Regions from separate parts of the Mus musculus genome. Here region 1 is linked to region 2. The links are chromatin loops, found by intact Hi-C in ENCODE. Cell type or tissue: left cerebral cortex. All regions are shown on one strand. Each heading gives the region's core, and the rest is flanking DNA. Links, peaks and the distances in the headings are about the cores only. Region 1 overlaps Kdm6a (lysine (K)-specific demethylase 6A). Region 2 overlaps Fundc1 (FUN14 domain containing 1).

The links. A loop is a pair of places that touch in the nucleus more often than their neighbours do. Peaks named below come from ENCODE experiments on the same cell type or tissue, not always from the same donor. Only the 100,000 strongest peaks of a DNase experiment are listed, where the experiment ranks them.
Region 1: it touches region 2 in a loop (4-fold over the local background); 3 of 42 quality-filtered maps call a loop at or near these places.

Annotation. Positions count from the first base shown.
Region 1 is chrX:18,163,948-18,175,942 of GRCm38, forward strand. The region is part of intron 2 of Kdm6a (lysine (K)-specific demethylase 6A); the gene reads left to right. Among named protein-coding and RNA genes, the nearest start is that of Kdm6a, 7.4 kb to the left of the region's middle. In left cerebral cortex, for the core only: a CTCF peak has its summit at 5,189 (motif pointing right); a DNase peak (open chromatin) is centred at 3,229.
Region 2 is chrX:17,552,045-17,564,039 of GRCm38, forward strand. Fundc1 (FUN14 domain containing 1) reads right to left here. Exons shown (of 5, transcript NM_028058.4): 4 at 6,637-6,765; 5 at 3,556-5,967. The coding sequence ends at 5,890. Among named protein-coding and RNA genes, the nearest start is that of Fundc1, 14 kb to the right of the region's middle. In left cerebral cortex, for the core only: no CTCF peak of the experiment used is centred there; a DNase peak (open chromatin) is centred at 6,837.

The sequences.
Region 1 (11,995 bases), core at 2,128-10,127, 610 kb after region 2:
CATGGGGTTATTGACTTGTATCATCATCGGTGTGTGCTTTACCTGAAGTTAGGTGATTTGTTTACTTTTTGGATCTTTCTGCCAAAGATCTACCACAGTTGTATGAGTGCGTTTTCTGGAGCTTGGTTTCCTGTGAGTCTGTCAGGAGCAGTTGGGGAGGATTCTGGGTGTAGTCTCTTGTTTATTTGTGTGCAAAGTTGTTGGTACTGTCATTTAGTTAAGTAATGGCTGCTTCTGTCCGCCCAAGATGGCGGGACAGGGTGGGAGGAGAAAGTGAGCCGGGGGAGGTTTGGGGGAGGGAGGAGAGGTAAACAGGGAAATAAATAGTATCAGAGAAGAATAGGCCTCTCCTTTGGAGTATGTAGCTCAGTAGTTAATAAAAATGATCACAGATTATTTGCATGTAGAATTTTTGTCCCCTTCTCTAGCTTTGAAATAGCGTGCATACGCCTGGTAAATGCTTATCAACCTGTAGCACATTTAGTTACCCATGGTAAGCTATTGAACAAAGGCTGGAGTCTCAGTCTGTCTACTTCAGTTTATATTTCCTGACCAAAGTGTGATTGGAATGGTAGGAGGAGGTTTTTTTGTTAGCTGGGACTCTCAAACTTGGAGTGTCTATGGTAGATGTTGCATTCATTAGACCTTTTCTTCTTTGCCGGAAATCTTTAGGTTTGATTTGATACTTTGTTAGCTCTATTGTTGCAATTGGGAAGTTTAAGAAAGGCGACTAAAGCTTAACGGCTTTAAAAAAAGTTGATTATTTTGCTCCTTACTTTTTGAATGTATTTTGGTTTGGCTGCCTTAATTGTTTTTATCTGTGATCATAATTACGTTTTTATTTTAAAGTATCAAAATATAAGAACTTGTGATTGCAGACAATGACTATAAGGCAAAACAGTCATAATCTTTTTCGGTAGGTCCATTTTCTTTGAATGGTAAGGAAATTTGAATTGAACTTTGACAGTGACGGTATTAATTTTCTTTCATTAAAATTAGCGCTGGAAAAATGTTCAGTAACTAGCTCTGGAATTATATAAATATAAATAGTTGTTAGCCCCCTCTTTTCAAGATTTTCCTCAACCTATTTGAAGTATTTTATGTACAAAGATTAGATTAATGTAAAGTTGTCATTCCAAAGATGTGTGTGTGTGTGTGTGTGTGTGTACACACACCTGTATATAGTGTTTAAATTTAAGGGCCATTTTATTTTGGAGTAAACATTGCTAGTTTAAATTGAGTTAATAGAGTTGCTTTCAGCGATAATTCATTTGGAAATTTAGGCTAAATTTATTCCTTTTGGTTACAGTGATGAAGAAATAAGTGGAATGTGTTTTAAGTGCATGTGTAAAGTGCTAGTTCTTACTTTCATATCTTAGAATGCTTGTTATCAGAATCACACATGGTTGTCCTTAACGTGGGATATTATATCATAAATAGTAAAACCTACAGTTAATATGAACTGAGTTCACATTTTAAAAATTGAGCATTTTCAAAATTTTCTAAATGTGTGTTATTTTATTTTTCTGGTATTTGAATACAGTCACATGTTAAGCATGAAAAAATATGTGAAGCTTCATTTTGTTTGGGGGAAGAATTATGACTTTATAAATCTCAGGTGGTATATTGATTAAAAAAAAATCTTCATTGATTCTGGCTTCTTAGGGTCTAGCTACTTAGATCAGGGCTCAACAGCTTTAATGCTAAAACATTCCATATTATGTACTTTGTACACCTACGTGGATCTTGATTGTGTCCTTATTAGCATGAACATTTCAGTAAAATGTGTAATATAAATTTATGCTTGATAAAATAACACCTCACATTTTCTATTTGAATTGAATTCGGACTAGAATGAGTGTTAAATTATTAAGTTTTATCCATCCTCTAACTGTCCTGAGAATCAGTATGTTTGAATGTGAGGTTTGGGAAGTAGATTGTTATGTTGCTTTCAGAATTATTTCCTATGTAACTCTTTTTAATAAAAAGTATTGGCTTTTCTCTATAGGGTGGTGGATTTGTTCAGGCAGTTTTACTGAACACAGAATAGAACATTTTCTAGAATTCTTTTTTTTTTTTTTTTTTTTTTTGGTTTTTTGAGACAGGATTTTTCTGTATAGCCCTGGCTGTCCTGGAACTCACTTTGTAGACCAGGCTGGCCTCGAACTCAGAAATCTGCCTGCCTCTGCCTCCCAAGTGCTGGGTTTAAAGCCATGCTCCACCACTGCCAGTCGTCTTTAAGGTTTTTAAGTGCACATTTATAAACAAGTCTAACATTTTAGAAAACTAAAACCATTCCATAGGTATTTTTTATTTGTCCTTTAACATGTGCAGATGATTTTTTTTTCTGGACTCTGCATACTTTTGTAAGGCTCGATTATGTAAGAGTTATTGAAAGGGTTGCTTGTAGAATTATCATTTGATATATAGTATAGTGTTTTGAATTTCAAGATAATAGTAATACAGTATTTTGTAGTAATACCTTAAATAAGGCTGTAAAGGAACTAAAGCTTGCTTTAGAATTTTTGTAATATAGCATGGTCTTTAACAGTTTTCTCTTTAATGATAACCCATAATTTATTATTATTATTATTACTACTACTATTACTTATTTTATGTCTATGGGTGTGTTGCCTGCATGTATATCTGTGTACCACTTGGGTGTTGACTGAGGAGGCCAGAAGAGCTTCTGATCTGATCCCTTAGAACTGGAGTTACAGCCAGTTGTGAATTGTCCTTCGTGGGTGCTTAGAATTGAACCTGAATTCTCTAGAAGAGCAGCCAGTTCTCTTAACCACCGAGCCATCTCTCCAGGACTAATAGTCATTATTTTTATTTCCTAATTACATTGGAATTACTAAGAAATAATTGAGTGAAACCTTTTTTTAGCAGAAATTAACTATGATGATTATTTAGTACAAATTTGAAAACTTTTGGGGTATATAGTTTTTAATTAGGTAAGGATTTGAGTTAGGAGTATATAGAGAGAAGCAAAGTAAAAGAGTGTAAATAAGATAAGGACATCATTAGGTCATTTTTAGAGGTGGCTTGTTTGTGTTACGATATTTGGATTATTCGTGATGTATGAAAATGAATGTGTACTCTTTGTAAGGACTTAAAGAAGATCTCCATTTTCAGTGCTAAAGAACTTTTAGTGTTTTGGTTGGAAAAAGTAGCTATAGAAATAGGACTGGCACGATGACTCATCAAGAAAAGGCTTTTGTTGCCAAGCCTGAGGACTTGAGTTTTGATCCCTTTAACAACTAACTCTCTCTCTCTCTCTCACACACACACACACACACACACACACACACAGACACACAATACATATGCCTTGTGTTTGAAAATTAGATCTAGTCACAATTGCTTGGAGAAAGTTTTATGCAGTTACTATGTTGTTTGCTAAAAAATTTGATATGTTCCCTGTAACAAAATTATAGTAAGAGATTACAGATCATGTTCATATGTCTGTCAGAGAATAAAGCTGAAGCAATAGGTACTTTTTTTTGTTTGTTTGTTGTGAATAGGGTCTTACTCTAGTCCCAGGTGGCTGCTAGTTGATCTTTCTGCTTCAGCTTCAGAGTGAGCCATCATGCTGTGTAATTTTAAGTTTCTGGTTTTCTTTTCATGGAATAGGTTTTCTGAAGATTCTCTTACAAAAGGCAACATTGACTCTCTTCTTCACATGGTTGTTAAAAACTGGTTCAGAGGTAAATTTCTGTGACTTGAATAGAATGATGGGGTTTCATACTTAAGTTTTATTAGTTGGCAGGACGTAGGGTTAATTTTTTTCTCACTTAGATCATGCAACATTTAGTTTTGTTTATATATTACCAATATTCTGCATATTTGAAAGGATTTCTGCTCGGTTTTGCTTTGAAACTCATTGGTGATACTTAGAGTTCTTTGAAATTGATGTTAATGATTGATAATACTGTGCATTATTAATATCTTTAAAATGTGGTATCCAGAGAGCTAATTTATGGTAAAAAGCTACCCACTACATTGTCCAAGAATTGAAGTGATGGTTGGGCTGTTTACAGCATACCTGTAATTATTTGCAGACTATTTAATTAATGGCATTTATTTAATGAATGCATAGTTGACAGTCATTTATTCATACTGAATCTTGGTATATAATTGCATAAGCTTTCTATATTGGTTTGTAAGTTATGACAGTAATATTTGAATTCACATCAAGCTCAGCTGGTCAGTGTAGGAAATAGGAAGTGTAGGAAGGTAATGTAGGTATCATTTTGGTTAAACTTGAAAGCTCCTTAAGTGGGATAGGATTAGCATAAGGATAACTGGCCTTCGAATATCAGTGGCAGAAGCAAAGTGTCAGGTACTCTGAATATTTGTGATAAAGGTCAGTTTAAAAAGGATAGGAATTCTTTCTTGGAGATATTATTTCTCAGTTTAGATAGCAACAAGTTGCCTTTTAATTTTGTTTAGGAAAATAATCTAAAAATCAAGTTTTAGCTTTTTCAGATCTTTAAAGGGTGATTTATACCTTGTGATCTTTGTAGTAATACATACTTTTCTATGGGTTCTTAAATGAGTTTGCCTGCCAGCTTAAAGATCCTTGACAGTTTTAGCAGGTTTCTCACAGAATAGTTTAATTACTATTTTGGAATGCAGAACATAACTTTGTACTTTATAGAGTTCCTTTCTGTCGTGTACAAAAATTTCTTAGATTTATTTACTTTATGGATGAGTACTTTGCCTGCATTTGTGTACTATGTATGTTCCTGGTCTTATTAGAGGTCAGAATAGGACATTGAATCCCCTGGGACTGGAGTTACAGATGGTTGTGAGCTGCCATGTGGGTGCTGGAAATTGAACTTAGGTCCTTTGGAAGAGTAACACATACTTTTGATCACTGAGCCAACACTTAAGCTCTTCTCACTATGAAAAAAATTATTGATTTTTTTTTTTTAGGTTTAAATTTTTATTTTATGTGTGTGAGTATATATGTGTACACAGATGTGTTTGAGGAGATCAGGAGACATTGGTTGACATATGGTTGTGAGCTATCATGTGGGTGCTAGGAACTGAACATGGGTTCTCTTTAAGAGCAACAAGTATTATTCATGATTGAACCATCTCTAGTACCATATTTTTATTTTTAATTATGTGCATGTGTGTCTGTATAGGTTTGTGCACATGAGTGCAGTGCCCCTGAAAGACACAAGAGGGTGTCAGATCTCCTGGAACTGGAGTTTAGGTAGTTGTGAATTGCCTGATGGGGGCATTGGAAACTGGACAGGTTTCTCTGTAAGAGCCATATGATAGCTCTTTTAATCACTGAGCCATTTTTCCAGGTCTTTTCTTTATTGCATTTTATTACATCTTTTTTTTTTGTTTTGTTTTGTTTTTTTCGAGACAGGCTTTCTCTGTAGCTCTGGCTGTCCTGGAACTCACTTTGTAGACCAGGCTGGCCTCAAACTCAGAAATCCACCTGCCTCTGCCTCCCAAGTGCTGGGATTAAAGGCGTGCTCACCACGCCCGGCCTATTTTATTACATTTTAGTAGTCCAAATAGTTGGACTATTTCTGAACTTGGTGGTGGTCTTTTGGTGGAGAAATGGTAGTGAATGAAGTATAGACATAAGGAGGTGTGGTATTTTGCAGTTTAGGTAGCTTTGTGATAGTCACTGAACTTAAGTCATTTTCCATTTTCCTCATTAGCATGTTTTATTTATTTGTTGTTTTTAGCATTTTATACATGCGTATTGTAATGACATCATTTCCCCCTGCCTCTTCTCTGTTCAACTTTTCTTTTCTTCTTTCTCTCTCTATTTTATTTATTTATTTATTATTTATTTATTTATTTATTTATTTTGGTTTTTTCGAGACAGGGTTTCTCTGTATAGCCCTGGCTGTCCTGGAACTCACTCTGTAGACCAGGCTGGCCTCGAACTCAGAAATCCACCTGCCTCTGCCTCCCAAGTGCTGGGATTAAAGGCGCGCGCCACCACGCCTGGCTCTGTTCAACTTTTCTTATGTTCTCCTTCCCACCTTTGAGTTTCATGGCCAGTCTTGTTTTCATGTGTATCCTATTATTTTCAGGCAAGTCTGCACAATTAGTGGCATCATTGTGTGTAATGTCTTTTTTAAAAAAAAAAACTTTTATTAAACATGATTTCTTTTATTATTATTATTATTTTTTAAATGTCAGAGAGCATTGTGCCTCTGCTCCCACCTGTCTTTGCCATATGAAAATTGAGGATAAATTGTTTGGAAAATGAGTAGAAACCAGATAAGTAGCTGAATTTATGTGGATTTGTATTTTGATATTGTGGTGGTATAGAATTTTATGTGTTAGAATATTATGTAGTACATGACAGAAATAATTTTTCTAAGAACTTGGGTCTTAGTTGCTTGAGTTTTGTTCAGATAGTTTGTATACTTAGGGAAATTATGTTTTCAGTATATAGTGGTTAAAATAAATGTTTTAGAATTTTGGTTTTCAAATATGATATGAGCTAAAAAATTTTTTTGCTTCAGTGATTTGTGAACCATTTGTTGTATTGTTGGGAGGATCTGTATCAGTTTTGGAGACAACCAATTACTTCTGGCTTTTTTTTTCTCTATAGTGTATCTTCAGAAGAAAACAGTCTGAGAATATAATACTTTAAATACAATAATAACAATATTTAGTGTTATGATCTTTCAAATGGTGCTACAATTTTTGACCTCTCGAACATTTATTATGGATAGTTTAAACTGTGTACAAGACAGAAATTGAATGAACTATTGAATCAGGAAACATGGCATAAGTAGTAGTTGGTTTTTATGGGAATGTTATTGATGTGGTGGAGCACTAGGTATTAAGTACTAATTTATAAATAGTCATCTGTTGATTTTCAGGTAGAAATATGCTTTGTCATCTACCAGATCTGTGATCCTTAGGCAAGCATCTTTTGGGGACTATTTTTCATTTGTAAAATGGAGTGGTAGTAGATTTCCTCCAGGCTTTAGGGTTTTGTGTTATAGAGGGAAAATAGTGTTTTCATGTCATGGAAGGTACTCAGTACAAGATAGATGTTATATGGAAAGACAATTAAATTTAAACTAAGACCTTGATTCATCTACGAGATAGAAGAGAGGTGGAGGTAGGTTTGAAAGCTCTTGAAAAGATTTTTAATTTTAGAGTTTTTGTTTACTTTTCCCTGCTTCAAATATGTTTTCTCTACATGGAAGCTCTGGGATAGGTCTTAATCCTGGTTCCAACTTGTATGTATACTTGACTGTCTATCTGACGTGTGTTTTGAGGACATATCTTTTAACTTTTTTTGTAATTGTCACACGCCACAAACCTGTCATCCCAGAAACCGTGGAATATTCATCAGCACCTCTTCTTTTAACATCTTAAGTCCTGCAGGGTGGTGGTGGCACACCTTTGATCCCAGCACTCGGGAGGCAGAGAGGCAGGTGGATTTCTGAGTTCCAGGCCAGCCTGGTGTACAAAGTGAGTGCCAGGACAGCCAGGGCTATACAGAGAAACCCTGTCTTGAACCAACGAAAACAAAAAAAACAAACAAAGAACAAAACAAGCAAACAAAAAACATATTAAGTCCTAACAATTACCAGAGCTTGTCACTTCTATATTTTAGATCTCAAATCTACCTATACTTGGCTTCTGCTACCATGCTATTTGTAGCCACTATTCTGTCTTTGATATTCAGGTTTCTTCATGCACTTTTTTGAATACATATATTTGGACATAGTTCAACACTGAAAAGTTACAAAAAAGATATTAGTTAAAAAAAATCTTTTTCTAAGTTATCTCTCAAAATATAGGTAACTGTTTCCCAAGGCAGCTGCTAAAAGGTTTGCTACATAATCTTTCATAATATTTCAGTACAAACACAAGCATAATTGTTGAGCATAATTATGTTGTACTTTCTTCCTGTATATTTGAGATCATAGTGTATATGTTTTGTATTGAATTGTCTTGGGTTTTAGAGTTGTCTAGTCTTTCACATAGTGAGATGCTCATGGGAGGATTGAGTTGGTGATTTTTGTTATTTTGATTTTTGAGATTCTTTTATGTCCTTTTATATGTGATTCTGAATGTAGAAATGCTTCAGCATGTACGGTTCCTAACTGAAAATATCTTCATATACTTTCTTAAGCTAACAATTGCTTAACATGCGCTATGAATTCTCAATTGGAATAACTGCTGACTTTTGCCTTTATATTTTGATTTTATTGGCATAACTGATGACCAGGTGTCATGAATATTAATTTGATTCATTTCTTGTGGATGTACAAAGGAGCCATAGTTGATGCTACTTTACACTTGACATTCATCTTCATATTTTATTCTTTATTATAGAAAAGAGAAAATAACTTGTCAAAAAAGGCACAGTTCTTACTGTGTTACTTATTTCACAGAAAGATACCTTTATTTTCATCATAAATTAGCAATAGGGCTAGAAGGTTGGTATTTTGCTTTTTCAAACTTATTAAACCTTTGATGGTTAGTATAGTAGCTGCATATGTTTTACATATGGCTTCAGAAAATGTCAGGATCTCTGCTTATCTTAGCGAACCTATTCCTTAAAACATTTAATAGACTTTGGTATATAATTTGGATACTCCTGTTGTTAATCCCACCAGTTCAGAATAGGACCACTACCATAATCTTTGAGCCAAATTTGAAGCACACCTTAATTAAATACTAGCCAGCAGGATGGACTCTGGCCAGGTCCATTCCTGGGTTCTTAGAAAATGGCTAGGAGTAACATCTTGCAGAGGCTTTTTTTCACAAGGCTGCTTTCCCATCAGGTCCAATCAAGAGCAAACATATATCCTTAAGCACATTTTGTTTGTTTGTTTGTTTGTTTGTTTTTCGAGATAGGGTTACTCTGTATAGCCCTGGCTGTCCTGGAACTCACTCTGTAGACCAGGCTGTCCTCGAACTCAGAAATCCACCCGCCTCTGCCTCCCGAGTGCTGGGATTAAAGGCGTGCGCCACCACGCCCGGCCTTAAGCACATTCTGAAGTGAAGTGTACCCCACCCCCTGCCATGCCCACACCCAATCTGGGACAAGGATATATGCTAACATATTTCTTGCCTACATACTTTTCACCTACATGTGATCAAGCACATTTGGTGTAGTTGGGTAAAACAATCTTGTTTAGGGGAATGAAAACATGTGGCTTGTTATTTCTCATACATGATAGCCTCTAACATTTCAGGAAGTATCTGTCCTTGGACAAGGGGCTTATAGATTAGAGGCATTAACTTAAAACTTAACTTTGGCTCTCTCACTATGGTACACTGTTTCATAAGAACAGTGGGTTTGAAAGCTGATCTCAATTTTAGGATTTATTGCATCCTTTCCTTATAGGGCCCCTAGTTTTCATCTGCTAGAAGAAACAACAACAAAGTGTGTGTTGTTTTGAAGACATGGTATACCCAGATAGTCCAGGCTGGCCTTGAACTTGCTGTCCTACTGCCTCTGCCTTCCAAGGGCTGGGATTAATAGGACTTTGCCATGGTAGCCAGCCAATTGTACCATCTGTTAACAGGAAGAGCTGGGAATTAGGAATTTCCAAAGTGATTATAACAACATTATTGCTGACTTGTTCATTTATAGAGTTGATGCACTTCTTTAAGATTTTGACTTAGAATTAGTGCACGATTAAATTTGGTTCTAGATTGTAATTTTCTTTGAATTTTAGCTTCAAGTTTCTGAGACTAGAAGTTGAATTCCCATAATGAAACCTAGAGTTGTATGGTGTTGTTGATCTAGTCCTTAACTGTTTAGTTAGTCTTGGATTATTCGAAAATTCATTTAATTTATTAACTTCCTCAAAATGTTTCTTTGTATTTTAGGGCCTATCTGATATTTAATTCTCCATATTAATGAATTCTGTTTTGTGTACACACATGGTTCTCTGGACAATAGAGGAGAACATTGGGAAATTGGTTTTCTCCTGCCTTGTTGAGGCAAGGTTTCTCTTGTTTTTCCTGCTATGCTATGTGTGTGTACTCCAGGCTAACTGGCCTAGGAGCTTCTGGGCTAGTCTCCTGATTTTCTCACACTTCACTTTAAGAATGTTGGGATTACAGATGCAACCTTTATCTGGCTTTTTATGTGGGTTCTGGGGACAAACTTAGTTTATTAAGTTTGCATGTCTATTACCTTTCACTTGTTGAGCCATCTTCTGGAATGGCCCAAGGCCACATGATTTCTGAGATGTGAATGTCACATTTAAATATATGTACCTGGTTAATTTGAGACAAGGTCTCATATGGCCCTGGTTATGTGGATTAGGCTAGCTTTGAATTTGAAACGATTCTGATTCTCCTGTCTCTGCCTCTCAAATGCTAGGATTGCAGGCATTTTCCACTATTCTGTTTATTCACTTGCTTCCTTTCTTTTCTTTCCCCTTTTCTGATTTAATTTTATTAAATGTGTGTCTGAATATGGGTATGTATACATGAATGCAGATGTCTGAGGAGGCCAGAAGAGGGTCCCAGATCTCCCAGGATCTGGAGTTAAAGGCCACCTGACATGGGTGCTGGGGACCAAGCTCTGGTTCTCTGGAAGGTTTAGTACACTCTTAACTCCTGAGCCTTCTCTCCAGAGTTCCTTTCCTTTCCCCTTCCCCCTCCCTCTCGTCTTTCTTTATTCTATGTACAGGCTGTTGGGAACTTGTGTCATGCCGATTTTCTTGCCCCAGCTGTTATACTGGTATTAAAGTTGTATGCCACCATACTTGGCAACATCTGTCATATTATTTTTTATCTGTATTTTTTTTTGTGTGTGAAATATTTATTCGACTATTTTTCCCCCTGTTCTTAGTTGAATTGTTTCCTCTTTACTCTGGCTTTGAGTCAAAAAAGGTGTCTTGGAAATGCTGGAGATAAAATGTAGAGATTGGTATGTACTGGGCAAATATGCTATCACTGGCTGAGCCAATACCCTTGGCCTGAGGGTTCTTTATATATTTTGATTGTTAAAACTATTTCTGCTGCACTATAAGCTTTTACTTTGAATGTTTTCGTAGGTTTTTGTTTGTTTGTTTTACAGAGTAGGAGTTACCGATTTTCAGCTGGGCATTGGTGGCACATTCCTTTAATTCCAGAGGCAGGCAGATCAAGGTCAGCTTGGTTTACAAAGTAAATTTCTGGACTACACAGAGAAACCGGCCGTCTCTAACCCCCCCCCCCCCCCAGCCTTCCCAACACCCCTGCAAAACAATAATAACAAAACTAACAAAATACCATTTTTCCTAGGCATACTGAATTTTTAAAAATTGCTCATCAGTTGCAGTGTGTATGTACATGGCATAATGTGGTTAGAGAACAACTGGTGGGAATTGGCTTTCTCCTTCCATCCTGTGGAATCTGGACTAGAACCTCAGGTCTTGTCCTTAGGTTTCCCTATATAGTCCATTGACCTGCTGAACTATCACTGGCTCTATTTCAGGAATCTTTAAGAACATTTTTATATAGGTCCTGAAGACTTTTTAAGAAATGCTTTTCATTCTTTAAACTTTTACTTGAGTGTATGTTGAAACCTCATGCTATTCTACCTACACCCCATTCCCAAATAACAACCCTGAGGCTTATTATTGAATAACGTGTGTAAGCCTTATGATAGGTTGTTTGTTCCCTGACTAGCTCCTAACTCAATTATCCTATTTATATTATTCTTTGCCTACCACATGGCTGGTTACCTCTCCTTAGTTTCATACATGTTTGACTTTCTCCATATCTGGATAGCAAATTTCGCTCCCTCTAACTCCCAAAGTTCCAAACTCTTATCTACTGGAACTCCCACCTATTTCCTGCCTCAGTAGGTAAAGGTCCTTACTTACCAAGCCTAATGACCCAAGTTAGATGCCCAAGGTCCACATGGTTGAAGGAAAGAAACAACTCTTTAAACTTGTCTTATGATCTTCATACATGTAACCCAAGGCACACTGTGCACTCTCTAAATGCACTAAACATTATTAAAAATCTTGATATGAAT
Region 2 (11,995 bases), core at 2,087-10,086:
CATTTGGGTTATGTTTCCGTTCAAATGTATCCTTCTCAGATATCCCCAAATGCTACAGCAGCCTGGTTAGTCCATTATGTAAAAATCAGACCTTGCTTTTTTCCCAGAGCTACTAGTTCTCCTTCTAAAAAAGGTAAACCCAGACAATTTACTTTGCTAACAGGCTTCACATTAAAAGAAATAAACTCACAAAACAGGTTTCAATGTAACTAAACATTTTTACTATTCCTTGCTGTGCTGGCTGGTTTTGTGTCAACTTGATACAAGCTAGAGTCATCAGATAGGAAGGAACCTCAGTTGAAGAAATGCCTTTATAAGATCCAACTGCAAGGCATTTTCTCAATTATTGATCAAAAGGAAAAGGCCCAGCCCATTGTGGGTGGTGCCATCCCTGGGCTGGTAGTCCGGGCTTCTACAAGAAAGCAAAGTTGAGCAAGCCATGATGAACAAACCCAGTAAGCAACACCTTTCCATGGCTTCTACATCAGCTCCAGCCCTCAGGTTCCTGCCCTCTTTGAGTTCCTGTCCTGACTCCCTTCAATAATGAGCAGCAGTGTGGAAGTGTAAGCCAAATAAACTCTTTCCTTCCCAACTTTCTTTTAGGTCATGTTATTTCATTGCACCAATAGAAAACCTAAGACACTTGCTTTTCAATGACCACTCTCAATAAACAACCACTTGTGTCTTATGGTAAATTATTAAATAAAAAGATGTGTAAATTATGAATTTCTAAGGAAATAATTTAAGATATGTACAAATAAGATACATGATATCAAGGCTTCAACAGTTCATAGTTTTAACATATTAACCAGTAGAGTTCTGATAAGCTATTAATCTAGCTTTTGTAAAGAACTATCTACTATTAGAGTCACAGGTCAAATTTTAAATTTTCTTTTGGTTGTTTTCTAAGTATAGACTTAAAAGTGCTTCTCATCCTACTGAAAACATCTCTGTTCAATATCTCTGGCCCTCTGGATAGAGAGAAGAATATTCATGCCTTTAATCCAGAATCATGTTTTGGATTCCCAAGCTTTTGCTATGTCTCAAAGGCACGAGTCTACTCCAGCTGTTTACAGATACCTGTTAACTGCTTTTTCTATAATGAGGATTCCAGTACAGATTACAAACAGTAGAAATGCTAATAGCTCTAAAACGCTTATTTCATTTTTTTGTAAACTTAAAAAAACTTCATGTAAGCCTCATAGAGTTGTGACTTGGATCCACCTGTTACAGGTCAAGTAGATTTTAGATTGACCTGTAACTCCTCTCTCATTGACTCCTCTCGTGTCAATGGTCTAAGTTTCTTCACATTACTTCCTGTTCCTGAGGGTGGGTTGTCTCCTACCCCTAGTCTTGGGATTTTTTTCCACCACCCCAACAACCAGGACCACAGGACTGGAAGTTTCAAATTTAAAATTCTCCCCTAAGTTACTCAAACTATCCTGAGCCTGGAGTTGTCTTTCAGAAACAGAGAGCACCGAACTCGCTGAAAGCTGATGTAAACCAGAGGGCTCTGATGGATCTTCCTACCAGGCTGAGTCCCCACTTTGGACCAGCATTTCATACTACTTCAAATTCCCTGTACTTTAATAGCCCAAGTGGCTCAGCATAACCCGGGCAGCAAAGCAAATATACCCTGCCTTTTTCTGGCTTGTGAATGGCATTCCAGTCTTCTTGAGTCCTGACAACGATGTCCTAATTTCAGCTGAGAAGCAGTTATCAAAAATGCTGTATGTTAGGTCTAAAGGAAACTAGTTCTGCTCTACAAAATTGAGTCGCTTTTTTACTCTCTCTGGAAAAAGGGAAAATGGTTACCTATGGTGGCTATTGGCATACCAGGACCCATGTTGGCCTCCAGACTCCCTCAGGATCATAAGTACTTCTTATAAAATTTTGCAAAAGTGCTACTCACAATGGGGGCTGGAATATGAATGGCTTACTTCATGGGTACCAAAGTTTCCTGGGTGAATCAGATGTTTATTTTCTCCTTGCTGCTTTATACAACCTAATGCTCACTTGGGGAAGTCAGTGTCAAACACTACAAATATCAGGAGACTTAGAATTATATTCCCGAGATTCAACTCATTCACCTAGAGCTGTGGTTCTCAACCCCTTTGTGGGTCAAATGTCCCTTTCACAGGGGTCACCTAAGGCCACCAGAAAACACAGATACTTACGTAACAATCCATGAGCAAAATTACAGTTATAAAGTAGCAATGAAAATAATTTTATGGTTGGGGGCGGTCACCACAACATGGGGAACTATATTAAAGGGTCGCAGCATTAGGAAGGCTGAGAACCACTGTTCTAGAGCTAATGCAGAATGTAATGGGCTAGTGAATTATAATTATGCCATCTCATAAAAAAAGTCAACTGTTCAAATATTCGCTGTATAGGTTCAGAATCAACATGTACCTCAACATGAATCACTGATTTGACTCATATGATCTGAAGCCAATGTGGAATTCAATGGCTAAGGAAACTCCATTCTGTACCAGGTACCCTTTGTAGCCACTGGCCTCTGCCCTAAATTACTGAAAGATGAGCTTCTAACAACCTTCCCATAATGGTATAACTGCTGTGCGATAATTAACCACTTGCTCGGGCTTCTGTAAAAACCTGCTTAATTAACACAGTATACAGGGGAGAGAGCTTCTTATGCAGCCGAGGGGAGTGAAATAGTCTCTCACGCAGCTACAGATGCCACAGAAACAAGCTAACTGTGGTCTCCACCTTTAAAAATGCTTCCCTTCTGTTCCACATGCCTTCAATTTGGTTTTAAGCCTGTCACCCTGCTAGTCATTTTTAATAAATTCAGCTAATTACAATTTGAATTGAGTCTGTGGTTCTTTTTTTTTTCTTTCTTTCTCAGTGGTCTTGAAGTTCATTACACCTACCACAGGCAAAGCACTAGACAGATTGTATAACCCTAAAATGAAATCCAAAACATTCTCCAAATAGATACTTTGTCAGTACCAACATGATACATCCAAATAGAAAATTCTACAGCTTAGCACATGTGATAGGTCCCAGTCAAATGCAGGCACAAAAATTTACACAGCAACCCCAAGAGGCTCCTGACCCTCCTAAGCTGCAATATTTTAAAAAAAGTATTATAAAAAATTACCATTACTGTTGGGGTACATGGAGACAATGTGTGTGCTGAGCAGCTTTCTTCCTGACTGCAGATGTGATAGCAGCAGCTTCAGGCTTCTGCAACCTTGACTTCACCACTCTGATGGCTCATAGTATAATGTTATTCTCAGCCTTCCTAACACTGTGATCCTTTAAGACAGTTCCTCCTGTTGTGGTGACCCCCCCCCCCAACCATTAAATTAGTCCATTGATACTTCATAACTGTAATTTTGCTACTGTTATGAATCTATGAATATGTGATCCCAAAGCGGTAATGACCCATAGGTTGAGAACCAGAGCCAAGATAAGCCTTTCCCTCCTTAAGTTTCTTGTTATTTTGTCACAGGAACAGAAGGGAAAAAAACTACAACAGGAAATATTCCAGAACATGAAATAAAAAAATACTTCTGACGCCAAGAGTTCAGATAAGGGACATTTAGTCAGTGCGTATGTCATACAAGTTAAGAGATTGAGTAACACATCGTTTCAGGTAATGCTCAACCTAGAGGAAGAAACAACATAGCCAGGAGGGGAAACAAGAAGACTGAGAGAGGGGAAGGTATGACAGAGTACTGGAAACAACTTACATTTACATACAAAACATTTCAAAATTTCAAGAGACTTAGAAGTGTACAATAAAAGTGTTATCTTTTGTTACCTGCTTTTTGTTGTTGTTGTTGCTGCTGTTGTTTTGTTAGGTTTGGGTTTTAGAGATAGGGTCTATTACGTATACCTAGCTAGCCCAGAATTCAATATGTAGACCAAGTTGGCTGTGAATTCAGAGGCCTGCCTGCCTCTGCCTCCCAGGTGCTTGGGATTAAAGGTGAACACCATCACACTCAGCCTTTGTTGTGTGAGACAGGAGCTTACTACATACCCATTATAGCCTCCAGCCACTCTGATCCTCCTGCACCAGCTTTCTGTATGCTGGAATTATTGCAGGATATCACCATTTCCAACTCTTGTTTTCGTTTGTATATTTGGACTCTTAAAGGAAATTCTCTCCACTCAACACCGTATTTGAATAGCTCCCATATTACAATATGAATTCTTCAGTACTGGAATATTGTAATGCCTCTAATTGAAAGCTTGAGAGCTGATATATTGTGTTTTCCCTGCTCTTCTAACATATCCCCCAAAGAACAGACACTATAACCATCTTCAAAATAAAAAGACTGGAGTTCCTTGAAGTAGCCTGCCTTGCTGCACAGTAACACCCAGGTATGGTACTCAGAAGCAGGGCCAGGTTCTCATGGTTCTACTGACATGACCTGAACACAATCAAGATATATGTTCCTTTTAGTTTTATAACAATGAAAGGTTTAGCCAGAGAAAATGGAGAAAAGCTCAAAAAAGAATAACAAGGATATATAAGCACAATCACTTCATATTAAGGAACTGAGTTTTATTTAGCATTCTATATGAGGCACTAATGAGAATAAAAGAAACTAAAATTCAATTGTACATTTGAATTTAAAGAATTTCAAGACAGTACAAGCACACAGCTTGTAACCAATATCAAAAATATGAAATGACACATTTACAAGACACAGAGTATACAATGGGAGTGTCCTATCACAGGAAGATAGTCTGAATAGCTGCAATATTTCCAGTCTGAAGACTCTAACCTATACTGTTCTGCTGTTTTCCCCAGGGACAGCCAAGAATTCTATGAACAAGAATAACAATATTGAAAGCTGTTCTTGGACAAGAGATGCTCGGAACAAGTGTGAGGCTGGCCCAGAGAAACAAGTAAACTGGCCTAATGTTCAAGAAATGGAACGCTAGCAATGCCTGAGAGCCCTAGTGCTTACATCATATAATCAAGGAAGCAATTATATTTAAGCTATAATTTTAGGACTACACAGAAAATCACAGTTCTTCAGACAATAAGTTCATATTATACTATTAAGTATTTTAAAGCAATCTGTACCTTTTGGTGAAGAGACAAAAAAATAATTAGGATTTTTAGAAATAAAAAATGAGATGCATTTGAAATTAATAAAGCATATCAATGACCAACTAATGACATACTCCCAAATTAGTTCTGTTAAAGCAAACAAACTTGAAAAATTAGAACGTACAAGGAGACGTTTCAAAAACTGCAGACATTAGAGAAAGGGAAAGTGTTTTAGTCGCGTAGTATTTCATTACAAAATCCTCCTTTAATGTAAATATTACACATAAGCAAAGTAAGAAAGAGAAGGGGGAAAAACCTAACTAAAGATTGACATATCAGAAGAGTTTAATATCTTAATAATTCTATTGTTGCCTTCCACAAAGGGGTAAAACAATTCTTCAGTTTATTGCAAACACATCTTTAAAAAAAATCAGCCATAACATTGAAGCTATAAGACAATATTTAATTATTAGCACTAGACAGTAAAGCACAAAAAACTTTGAAAAGTAGATAGGGTAATATTTCATTGGACAGTACATGTAACAGCTTTTTCTGTCTCCACTATATCCAGTGATGATAATCATAGGCTAGTTTCTAAACAAATGTTAAATTTAAAAATTTGCAAAATCCATGGTTGCTCAAGAATACTATTGTGTACACAGCACATAGGTTGTCTTACAGGAGATACTAGCTTGGTAAGCTTCAGGCGGCAAAATGCTAAGCTGCTTCATTTGCAATCGTCCAGCCGGCTGTTCCTTACTTTGGAGACTGGTAGCATGTGCCATTAAGAGATAACCCTGCTGCCACAGTCTTCCTCTCATTGTTGGATCCACTACCATAGAGCCTTCAAGTCCTTAAGATGCCAGGCCTAGCAAAAAGCCTCCCACGAAGCCGCTGGATATCACAATGTTCTGCTTGATAAAGTCTGTTGCCTAAAAATCAAAGTGTCAATAAAAATACTCATAATGATGCTACAAATATTACACTGAATTAGATATTAATATATTATGTTAACTAGATTACATTACATATTACTTTGAATGAAATAGGACAACAGAAGGACAAATGCACAATTCTACTTATGCACACTCTAATTAATCGACAGTCCCAAAACCAAATAGAGGTTAGGGGAAGGGAAATTTGGGGAAATAGTACTTAATAAAATTTTTAAGTTATGCAAATGGATAGTGGAAATAACTGTACAGAAGCATGTATGGATATGGTGCCTCTAAATTGTATTCTTGCACATGGTAAACGATGTATTTATCAAAATGTATATATGTATTCAAAAGAACTTCTTATTTACTGAATTCCAGATAAATAACATTCCCAACTATTTTCTTTCTTCCTTTCTTTCTTCCTTTTTTTTGGGGGGGGGGGCTGCTTTGCTTTCTTAAAACACAATTTTATTTTGTAGCTCAAGCTAACAGGCTGGTCTATAATTCATAGCAATCCCCCTGATTCAGTCTCCTAAGTGCTAGAATGGTAGGTATGAGCTACCGTGCTTGGCTCAAACATCATTAAGATAATGTAATCCCCAATCATACTTTCTGTGAGACCTGTTATCAAAGAACAGAAGGCAAAGAGTCTCATTGTCTTACTTCTTCAATTATATTGTTGATTTCAGGTGCTGCTTTATTTGCTCGCTTCTTTATCTGTCTCTTTGCTTTGTTTACATCTTTTTCAACTCTCTTCCAGTCGATCTGTACATAGCCACTGTGACTGGCAACCTGCAGACATGCAATGAGAATGAATACTAGCCCAGAAGTAGAAGGCCGTGGCGTTTTGCAGGAATCCCTGGAGCCTCTAAGGAAGAAACTGTTATGGCCTCGCCAATGTACTCAGTCAATAGGAACTGAACAAAGGGAACTTTGTCCCCACTCTTCTTAGCAGTGCTCTGGTGCAGTTGGAAATGCAGAGTTTTAACACAGTAACTAACCAGCTCCTTAGATGCAATCAACACAGAGTTAAGAAAAATATAGTGCATGCCAGGAAAGATTCAAAAAGCTGTATTATAACAGCTTTCATCCTACCCTTTAGAATAGGGAATCAGCTAAAAAGACAGATTATCTAAAGTGTATGACTAATAAAAAGTACCTTTTACTTAAATAGATGTGAAATACCTAGTAATCAGAAAGCAATCAGTTGACAAGTTATTAAAGAAATTTCAAATAGCCTGATAAAGGCACTTCACTAGCTCTGAATCGACTTAATTTAAGAAGAGAGTGTGGGGAAAAGGGAACCTTCATTTACTGTTGGTGAGACTGCAAACTGATGTAGTTCATTTGGATATCAGTGTGGAAAATTCTTTTTAAAAAAAAGCTAAAAATAATTCCACCAAATAACGCAGCTACACTCCTCTTTGGCAAATGCCCAACAGACTCATCTCCACACACAGACACCTGCTCAGCCATCCATGTGCATTGCTCTTCTGTTCACAATAGGTAGGAAATGGAAACAACTTAAAGGCCTACAACTGATGAATGGGTTATGAAAATGTGGTACATATATACTATGGAATGCTATTCAGTTGTAAAGAAAATTGAAAGAATTTCTAAGTAAACCAAACTAGGAAACATTTTACTGAATGAGGTAGCCCAGACCCAGAAAGACCAATACCACATGTTCTCTCTCACCTGTGGTTCCTACCTCCAAATCTTCAGGTTTGAATATATAACCTGGGCTAACCACAGAAATCAGGAAAGAAAAAGGGGCTCAAAAGTACAGGGTGTGCTAGAGATGGGAATAGCAGGATACAGCTGATATGCAGGGGCAGGGGGAAGACAAATGGGCAACGAGGCTTAACTGGGGCGGGGGAGGTCAATACAGAACAAGGAGCATGAGGAGAAGGAAAATAGAACTAAGGATGTTTGAAAAAAGTCATAAGGAATCACATTATTTTTTATTTACCTAAAATGTATAATATAAATGATACTGCACATTATATGTAAATATAATGTGCAGTATCATTTATATATACATATATGTATACACACACACTCATAAAGTTATGCCACTTGGGCTGACAATACTACCCACAAGAGCCACTGACTGTTAAACAAAAGCTGATGAAAAATGCCATCTTGAGTTGTTCAGGAGTCCAAGAGACTCCCAAAATAATATAGGCTATTGCTACTGCCTTTTGTAATCTCCCAGAAGTTGAAATTAAGTATACATTGCTGAACACACCATGCACTTCAAGCAGAGGACTTGAAGGATCTGAGCTAGACATGATCTGGAACCTTTCTCCCTGAGGACTAGCTCTCTTAGTACCAGGAGATGCTATACAAAATGTCAAGGGGGAAAAAAAACAACCAACTGTCCTACCCATCCATTATGCCTATTAATCACAACTATTACTAGTATAAGAAGATAGCCCTAAAGGCACAATAGTGACACTTATATTGTGGTAGTAGCCGACAGATAGCTATCCATTTGGACTTAAGGCCTGCTCAACAGGAAGAAAAGTCTGTCTAGTACTTACTGGAAACCTAGCCAGCCCCACAGAAGTAGTGAAATCATGGACCTCAGAGGTGAGTCTAGTACTGCTACTTTAATCATCATAATTCCCAACTGCATTCTAAATACTTCTCTTGATATCCAGAGAAGTGTAGCTTTTATCCATAATCAAAGCAGCTTTGCTTTGCAACAGATGGATATGATTACAAAACACAACTCAGACATGAGAGATACATCTATAACACAATTGCTCCATCTAAGGCTCATGGAATATCTCAGAATAAAAGGGGGAGAATCTAAGAGGCAAGGGACCAGGAAATTTGCTGTAAGGTCTTGTCTCCTTCAAATGGCAGGTAAGCTACACCCATGAAATCTCACCAATACGGCTGCTTAAAGAGGACCTGAACAGTGAGAATACCAAATACACAGCTCTAATGGAAGAGAAAGTCTTCTCATGGGGCCCCACCCTTACACAAAGAACTACAGGCAACTAATGATTCCTGAAATGGGGAGAATTAGTCAACCCCAGAGTAGAGACTCTAATTGGGTATCTGGTTCCAAGTTGTCATCTCTGAAATCATATACATACATGCAACACTAAATGCATGCATTTATACCTATATGTAATAATAACAAAGGGAAGGAGGCCATGAAGTTTGACAGCAGGGTATGTAGAGAGAGTTGGAGGTAGGAAAGGGAAGGAACGATGGGCTTTCATTTTCATTTAAAAACTTTATAGTAATTGCTTTCCATAATAAATTTCAGATAATTAATGCTCTTATAAAAACTATAGCTAAATGCTTATTCATCTTAAGAACCCTTACATGAAGAAGCTACTGGGCCAATGGCAAAACTGGAACAGGAACAATAGGGAGATGTAACCAGTGTAAGTAAAATCTAAATATAAATAAGTACACAAGAAGTAAATAATTAAACTATATATGCTATTATAAGTCACTTCTATCAGTCTGATACATTCTTTATAGACTTTTAACCATATTCAAGGCTTTTAAGCACATATAAAATATTTCAAATAACAAAAATATCTGATTTCATATAAAGCATCTGACCTGCACCTTAGGTTCTATTTGTCTCTGTGACTGATTCCACAGTAGACTGTTTACCTGAAGCTCTTCCTAATACTCACTCACCAGGTACCCGTCAGACTCTGGCCTCAGCTAGAGAGGTGATCAAATTGTTTGTCATCAAACTTTTCTGGTAGAGCCTGACGACACAGTGATGTGGATCATAGGCAGAGAAGTGATAATGAACTTTAAAGGAGACTTTCTAGATAAAAACTGAAAAGTTGCCTTACAAAGTATTCAAACTAGTTGATTGCTTTGTAACCTTTAGAGAACTTAACGTAGGTTGAATTTCAACAGATCTTTTTATTGAAATGCAAAGATTTTATGCATGTGCATGGCTTTAGTTATTGTTAGAATAGCCAAAATGCTCTCCATGTTAACACACACTGAAGTAGAGTATCACACAGTTGCAGAGAGATGAGAAATCTTTAGATGATTAGTTCAATGTCCCTCTGGGGTCCTCCTCTCCAACACCTCCAAGCAATTCAAGTTCCTTTCCTGCACTCTCACCACACCACAGGCACCCATCCAGCTTGGCCTTGACCATAGGATTATAAAAACTGTGAATAACTGTATCCCTGGTAACAAATAATGTCATGCAAGAAGATGAGTGAGAAATGCTGGGTGAATGATAATAAAGACCATGAATAAATATTAAATTTCCAAAACTGTGCTAACCAACCTGTTTCAAGGAGCACTCAACAAAGTAACCGGACTAGATTATCCCAATGGTTCCTATTATGTTTACGAGTGAATGAGAAAATGGTTTCCACAGATGAGATTTCCTTGACACGTTCACTTCTAACTTATCTATATAACTATAAAGAAATGCAAACTAGGCAGACTGGAGAAAAGTGGAACAATGATGACCACTTTTTGAAATGTATTTGATTTTCCTACACTACTTCAATATTTAATGACACTGGGTAAAGAAGCTTTATTAGCATAAAAAGTTCTCCATTAGCCGGGCATGGTGGTGCACACCTTTAATCCCAGCACTTGGGAGGCAGAGGCACGCAGATTTCTGAGTTCGAGGCCAGCCTGGTCTACAAAAGTGAGTTCCACAACAATATGAACTAACCAGTACCCCGGAGCTCTTGTCTCTAGCTGCATATGTATCAAAAGATGGCCTAGTTGGCCATCACTGCAAAGAGAGGCCCATTGGACTTGCAAACTTTATATGCCCCAGTACAGGGGAATGCCAGGGCCAAAAAGTGGGAGTGGGTGGGTAGGGGAGTGGGGGGGTGGGTATTGGGGACCTTTGGGATAGCATTGAAAATGTAAACGAGGAAAATACCTAGTAATAATAAAAAAAAGTGAGTTCCAGGACAGCCAGGGCTATACAGAGAAACCCTGTCTCGAAAAACAAAACAAAAACAAAACAAAAACAAAACAAAACAAAAACCAAACAAAACAAAAACAAAAAAACTCAAAAAACCAACCAAACAAATAAACAAACAAAAAAACATGTTAAAAATAGCACCAAGCTTTCAGACAAAGATTCATTTTTGTTTAGAAGCTGTAAGGAGGTAAGGATGGGGCTTCTTGTTTGTCAGCCTCACCATAAATGATTCACTGGGAAGACTCCCCAATTCCCAATTTCACTTCTTCAGAATTTTTTTTTTCTTAGACTAGCGAGATTTTCTGAAATAAAGACTCCCATTAAGAATTTAGAGTTACATCAAATTTTAGTGCCTAGTTCTTAAACAGGAACACATCATCAGACACAGAGGACAGAAGGCTTTTTTTTTTCTGACAGCCCTGCCTGTCTTGGTACTCACTCTGTAGACCAGGCTGGCCTCAAACTCAGAAATCCACCTGCCTCTGCCTCCCAAGTGCTGGGATTAAAGGCGTGCACCACCACTGGAAGGTTTTTAATACAAGCTAGGAAGGGGAGGGGTACACTTAGACAAGGGGCTGGGGCTGCATGTTTAATTCTTAACATTGCAAAACAAAACAACAAAACACCAACCAAAAACAAAAATTATGGAAGCAAAAGCTGTAGGGAGAGGTTTTACAACAAAACAAGAGCTGAAAATGTAGCACAGTGGTAAAGCATTTGCTTAAGTATGTATAAGGCCCTGTGTTTGACCCCTAATACCACAAGAAGAAAAAAAACAGGGAAGGAGGGGGAGGGAGGGGGATGGACTAGAAGGAGGGAAGCAAAGGAAAAATGGATGGATGGATCAATAGATGGATGGATGGATGGAAGGGAGGGGGGAGGGAGGGAGAAAGGAAGGAAATAAAAAGGCAAGCAGACATGCAGAGGAAATGACTCAGTAGGCAAAGGGTCTGCTATATCAGCATGAAACCCTGATTTTAATCCTTAGTACTAACATGGAAATGCAATCGATTTATTCTTACTAGAAGCACTTGGTAATCAAAAGGCTTTAATATGTTTGTTTTGTCTCAGAGG